2 separate regions of the Homo sapiens genome follow, and region 2 is linked to region 1. Evidence: chromatin contacts called from ENCODE Hi-C or POLR2A ChIA-PET data. All regions are on one chromosome and are shown on one strand. The core of a region is the stretch at or near the end of the contact, and the rest is flanking DNA. Distances in the headings are between cores, read along the strand shown.

Evidence for each region. Hi-C counts contacts between places; a loop is a spot of excess contacts on that map. ChIA-PET counts read pairs that join two places held with the same protein, here RNA polymerase II (POLR2A). Pooled maps may share reads with other maps.
Region 2: a pooled map shows a loop between it and region 1 (2.0-fold over the local background). The contact joins two enhancer-like sites. A Hi-C loop is called at or near these places in 1 of 50 pooled maps. POLR2A ChIA-PET finds 5 or more read pairs at or near these places in 2 of 52 experiments (H1 and WTC11).

Annotation. Positions count from the first base shown.
Region 1 is chr1:228,792,654-228,795,816 of GRCh38, forward strand. No RefSeq gene overlaps it. Among named protein-coding and RNA genes, the nearest start is that of RHOU, 59 kb to the left of the region's middle. Within about 2 kb of position 1,603, at least 2 of the 41 ENCODE cell types and tissues checked have a DNase peak (open chromatin) inside an H3K27ac peak, as active enhancers do.
Region 2 is chr1:229,135,845-229,139,007 of GRCh38, forward strand. All of the region lies in intron 1 of LINC02815 (long intergenic non-protein coding RNA 2815), which reads right to left. Among named protein-coding and RNA genes, the nearest start is that of LINC02815, 17 kb to the right of the region's middle. Within about 2 kb of position 1,612, at least 2 of the 41 ENCODE cell types and tissues checked have a DNase peak (open chromatin) inside an H3K27ac peak, as active enhancers do.

The sequences.
Region 1 (3,163 bases), core at 353-2,852:
TGGATATACGCTACGGTATAAAAGTGCTTGCAAGTTGCTGGGCAGGGGTTCAATGTAAGAGCAGGAATCAGCAACAGACTAGGTTGAAGAGAGGAGAGGGTTGGTGTGTGTCAAGGACTTTGAGTGCCCTGCTCAGGAGTTCAGATTTCATCCTAGAAGCAACAGGACACCACCAACAATTTCAATGCACTTGAATTTTGGCAGCTGTGTTGGAAGTGACTGATGTGGGAAGAGGCTGTAAAGGGGGGTGAGGGGGTGGCCTTTGGAGGTCTTTGAGTGCCCCAGGCAGGAGACAGGAAGAGACAATGGAAATGGGGCAGCAGAGGCCAAGGACAGAAAATAGGAGCTCCCTTTAACCTAGAATCTGCTAAGCAGGGTGGGTTAAAGGAGAGGTAAGAGAAAGAATAACTTTGAGGTTTCTAATGTGAACAGCTGAGTAAAAGGAAAAAGGAATTGTAGCAGTGGATGTTACCCCAACTGACATCTTAGAGTGCCCCATAAGAAGACCCTGGAGGCTTTGTCTCTGCAGAACATTTTTGTGCACTGTTTCCTTCCTGCACAGCCCTCCCTGGTGGCCTGGTTTGGTGTCTTGGTTGTGGTCTCCTGTCTGGTTTCTGCATCTATGCCGAGGCCTTTCAAAGAAAAGTTTAATCTGAACAATCCCATGACATTGGCACTGGGTGCTCTTGACTCCAAGGCCTTCGGCTTCTGCTCTGCTTCATCCTACTCTTCTTGTTTCCTACCTTGGCTTCCAGAACTCTAGCCCAGGGGCCCTTCTTGTCCAGATTAATAGGGAGGGAAGAAGAGGAGAAAACTGTTTTTGACATGTTAGGCTAAAAGTGTCTGTGGGACATCCGTGCAGAGATTTCCAGTGGGCAGGTAGGAAAGAGTTCAGAGGAGAGGAAGGAACCATGTTTAGAAGCCGAAGACATAGAAGAATGACCAAAATTACTCAAAAAGACCATACATGGGAGAGCTAAAAGAGAAGGAAAACTGAAAATTGACCTATAGGCAATGCCATTTGAGGTGGATATGACATGAAATTCCAGGGAAGAAGAATGAGGAAAGACAATCACAAAAATCACAGTGGACAAAACGGGGAATGTGTGCTAGAGTCAGAGGAGGATTTTTGAAGAAGAAGGAGGAGGAATGAACATCTGTATAAAATTGTTGCACAGAAGTGATTTTATTTAAACATTAAACATTAAAACATTTACTAGCCTTCCACTATATGACAATTGCTATACCAGGAATAGGGTTATCAGAAGTAAATCAGGTTCAGTCCCTGCCTGTAAGGATCCTCCAGTCTAGTAGAAGATAAAAACATAAATAGACAAGTGGAATAAATTGTAGGTTACACAGAGAACTAAAAATCAAACATATTGAACAGGTGGGAACAGACTTCCATGGCTTCAGAAAGGTGATGACTTTCAAGACCAGACAGGAGCTATGTGCAGGTGTCCACAAGGTGAACCATCGGAGAGTTTCAGAGAGAGGAAGGACTAGGAGCTCCCACAGAGCTGGTAGAGTAAGTATGGCCAAGGATGAAGGATGAAGTAAGGGGCAGAGAGAGACATGAGTTTGAAGAATGTTCATGGTTCAGACTACTGAGGGCTTTGTAGTTTGGAGCAACAGGATTTTTGCTCATTTGTGAGTTTCCTGTGCCAAACCACAAATGGAGTGACTCAAAACAAGAGAAATTTATTTTCTCACAATTCTGAAAGTCAAAAGTCTTAAATCCAGGTGTGAGCAGGGCTGCACAGCCTCTAGGGGCTCTAGGGAAGAATCTGTTTGTAGCCTTTTCCATCTTCTGGTGGTTGTTGGCTTGTGGCCACAACACTTCAAACTATCCCTCTGTGGTGACATCGCCTCCTTCTTTCACTGTGATCTCCCCCTTCCTCCCTCTTATAAAGATACTTGTGATGGCATTTAGGGCCATGGTTCAAGCTTATCTCCACATCTCAAGATTCTTAACTCATTTGCAAAACCCCTTTTTCCATATAAGCTCACATTTATAGGCTTCAGGGATTAGGACCTGCATATATTTGGGGGCTGTAATTCAGCTTGCTACAGTCAGGGTTGGCAATTAGTTATACCTTCCTGGGAGTAAAAGACAGAATGGATTGGAGAGACCCATACTGGAGTCAAGAACATCATCACTTTGGAGATTACAGAAGACATACAGGTTAAGAGGTGACTGAGACCTGAACTAAGAGAGCAGTGGAGGTGGGGATGGGAGTGAGATCTCAGTGGAAAAGTGTCAGTAGGGTTGGGTGGTTCTCAGTGTCTCAGTGGGGTCCTGGGGACAGAAGCCCAATCACACATATCGAAAGCGACAGCAGATTTCACTTCTTTTCAGTCATCTACCGGGTACTGAGCTAGTTGTCAAAGGCAATGATAAGCCAGCATGTGTCTGATAGCGTGGGAAGGAGCTCTGAAAACAGGACCAGAAAGGAAACGGAGGTGGGGAAACAGATTCTCTAATTCCTGAGCATCTTTGAAGAAATCCACTGTAGGCTGTGTCATTCTGTCTCTCTCCCACTGCAACCAGAAACCATCTAGTAGGGTGGTGGAAGATATTAATTGACTAAAAATCCTTTGAAATTTTGAGGCATAAAAAATTCCATCTAAGAAATTTGCTTATAAATAGGCCCTGAAATAGGCAATCTAGATCCCAAAGCCACTTGCAAGGTAGGAATGGAGGAACGGCCTTCTGCAAGCTCTGTTTTTTCTGCAGTCAGGTGACTTGGACTCACCAAGACCTCCAGCCAGTGCCACAGGCCAGGACCCCCACCCCTCAAGATACCCTAAAGGTCCAGGGATCCCTAGACAGTACGGGAGTGCAATACCAGACTGCTAGCTTCAAGGGACTCAAGCAGTAACCTTGGGGCCTGATAATGCCAGGTCATTTGCACCTAAAATCGTATAGCATTGCATCTCCATCACATACAGGCACAGGATAGCTGAGTTTCTACAGGTTCATCGGCTTTTGTGTACCAAAGGGGTCATATGAATGGCAATTTGGTTGTATCTAGTCCTCGTCTTCTGCTCCTGCCTCCCGAATGATGCTGCCTCCTAGGAATGCTGCCTCCCCTGTCCTGGCTGCCAACTGGCCAGTGCGCTGGGTGAAGCTGCTGTTCTCCCAAACAGGCTGGCTCCTCCT
Region 2 (3,163 bases), core at 362-2,861, 340 kb after region 1:
AGGGGCTTTTCACCCTTCACTCTGCACTTCTCTCTCCTGCTGTCATGTGAAGAGGGATGTGTTTGCTTTCCCTTCCGCCATGACTCTAAGTTTCCTGAGGCCTCTCCAGCCATGTGGAACTGTGAGTCAAACCTCTTTATAAATTACTCAGTCTCAGGTACCCAATCTCAGATATGCTGCTTCATAGCAGCATGAGAACAGACTAATATACTCACTTTAAAAAAAAAAATTTAGATGAAAAAACAGTGACATCTATAATCCAGTGCCTAGTGAGCAAGGTTCAAATGAGCTTAGCAAAGTTCTAGGAAAGGATGGCTGGAGTGGGAAAAGGCTAATAAAAAGAAGCAGGACACAGTCCTCAAGGCCTCAATCATCTATTACAGAGACAAAGTTTATAAATGGAAAAAGTACTGCAAGGCAAGCCGTGATTCAATTTCCAAGTGGGTTAAACAGATCAAGTCTCAGTTTGGTGAAGAATTAAAGTAATGAAAGAATAGAGCATTACACAGAAGTCACAATTGTCATGAATGGGTTCTTATCAAAGAAAAAGATTCATTTGTTTGATTTTTCAATTAGGTATTTTAATTCTGTACTTCTAACCTACTGAAATTGCACCAAAATCCACATCCCTTTGTTCTCAAAAAACATCTGGCCATACCATAGTCAGGATGGCTGGGCCACCACACTTCCCCAGCAGGCAGGCTAAGAGCTCTTAAGGACAGGTTTTTTCAAAGGCAGCAAGAGGACCATCCATCCCCTCAGCCAGCCAAGGCTGTTCCTCTTTGCCTCCTGAGAATCTGTTTTTGTAGCACTTGGAAGCATATACTAGATACTCAAAAACCAGCCCACTGCAAGTCAAGAGTAGAACAATACCAATATGACATCATCGGTGCCGAACGGAGTGGCCAAAATAGTTAAGATATATTACAGAAATCTGTATTACCAGGAATGATGTAGAATTCTTTGAGTGTAGTGAGAATGGGGGTGAACCCACAATTTACAAAAGATCCTACCTTCATTTAAATGCACTTGGTTAGGAGGATCCCAGCAAAGCTACTAGGGAAGGACCCAGAGCCACAAGCACCTGTGGGCCAGGCTCCCAACTGGCCCTGCTGGTGGCTGTGTGTGGGGTTGCAGCCCAGCCCCAGCAGTACTAGGCAGGGCACATGCAATGGTGCATCTTAGGTCTACGTGGGCTGTTGATCAAGAGCAAGGCCCAGCCGTCTGCAGCAGAAACGGAACAGGAAGCAGCCTCTGGGGAACAGTTTTTATTTTATTGTTTTAGAGACAGGGTCTCACTCTGTCACCCAGGCTGGAGTGCAGTGGTGTAATCAAGGCTCACTGCAGCCTTGACCTCCTACACTCAAGTGATCCTCCCGCCTTAACCTTCCAAGTAGCTGAGACCACAGGTGCATGCCACCATGCTGGCTAATGTTTTAAATTTTTTGTAGAGATAGAGTCTCACTATGTTGCCCAGGCTGATCTCAAACTCCTAGGCTCAATGATCCTTCCACTATCTCAGCCTCCTAAAGTGCTGGGATTATAGGTGTGAGCCACTGTGCCCAGCTAATCTGGACAAGATTTGAATCAGGGCTTCTGTGGCAGGAATAGTGTGGGAGGGTTTCACTTCCTCTGGGAACTCCTCTCTGGATTACTACCCTTCCCCCATATCTAGGTTAGGGTCACAATGAAGGCTCCTGCAGTGTCCTGTTCTCACCTCTTCTTCTATTACCCTGCAATGGAATCATCCATGTACCCATCTATCTCCCCAGCTAGAATAGGTACACCTTGGGGATAGCATCTGTGTCTGATTCATCTTTGTATGGAGCAAACAATATCTGGCACACAATGTGTGCACAGGAAATGTTTGCTACTGTTATTGAATGTGGATTGCAAATCAGGGAATCAAGACCCCATTGGGAGCATGTAGGGCCATTTGCATATAGGGGAGCTTGTTGTCCTGAGACCAAGTGTGAGACTGGAGTCTCAACAAGCAGATGAGACCTCAGCTGCTGCAGAGATGTAGCACAGAGCCCACCTGCTAATCAGGGTGTCTTAGAAACTCAGAGGGCTAAGTTCGTGGTTGGACAGTCAGTATGGTCCCAGATATCAGAGCCTGTAGTTGCATGGGGGGCCAGGAAATGTTACAAGCTGACAATTTTATAAGAACACTCATTTTCAGGTGTTCACTGTCCATTCAGTATGAAGACTTACTCTGAGAAGCAGAGTTGACACCGGCCACCATCAAGCAATAAAATCTAAAATCTAAGGCTGCCAACATAGTGATGGTTCTGCCTTCCCCTATCCTCTGGAGGGACAGAGAGGAGTTCAAAATGCCTCCCTAGTACTCAGTGTTTTGTGACTCAGAGATGGTGTTTATTGCCTGCACACTCTTCTAAGCCTTCTGAATATCCATGCAGCCCTTCCTCCCAGCTCAACCAGAGCAATTGACTGATGCACTGGTATAACCATCTCCGGTTACATGTTTACTATGCCAGGGAGAAAAGGAATTCTTATCGTAAATCACTATTCCTTGCAAATGTATTTGCCAGAATCAAAATAAAGCTAAAGTTAGACACAAAATGGGATGGGACAGAAACTTGCCCAAGCAAGGTCAGAGAAATAGGGGGAAGAAGAGGTCTCAGCATCACTTTGAGACTCAGGACAAGACTTTTTCCATCCGCCTCTTGTAATTCTGGGTATCAGTGAGCCCAGTTGGGAATAAACAGCCCCGAGATCAGTAGTGGCTACTGGGTTTTTTCTTGTAGGCCTGGGGGCAGTGGGACTGCGACAAGGCTATCCAGGCTTGCCTGCTGCCTGCTACCAGCAGGGATTGCAAAGCAAGTCCATCAGCCCAGGGCATGGCTTCCACGGTGAGAACCGGGAGGAGAGCCCATGCTTGCAGAGCAAGTTCTTGGTGGCAAGCACCAACCTCTTTCAGAGAAACTTGATTGATGGCAGCACCCTACTCATATCCAAGAGACGTTTCTGCCTGTCGGCACTGATGACCCAAAGCATGCCCTGCTCCTATGGCCAGGAGGTGGACCCCGGGTCTGCCACCCTCCCCTTCCCTCTCCTCTGGGCACAGGCTGCGCTTCCTTGCCCTTCCTGTTGTGGAGAGTTGGTGGAAAATGAGTCCTCCCCCATGTCAGAGCTGAGAATA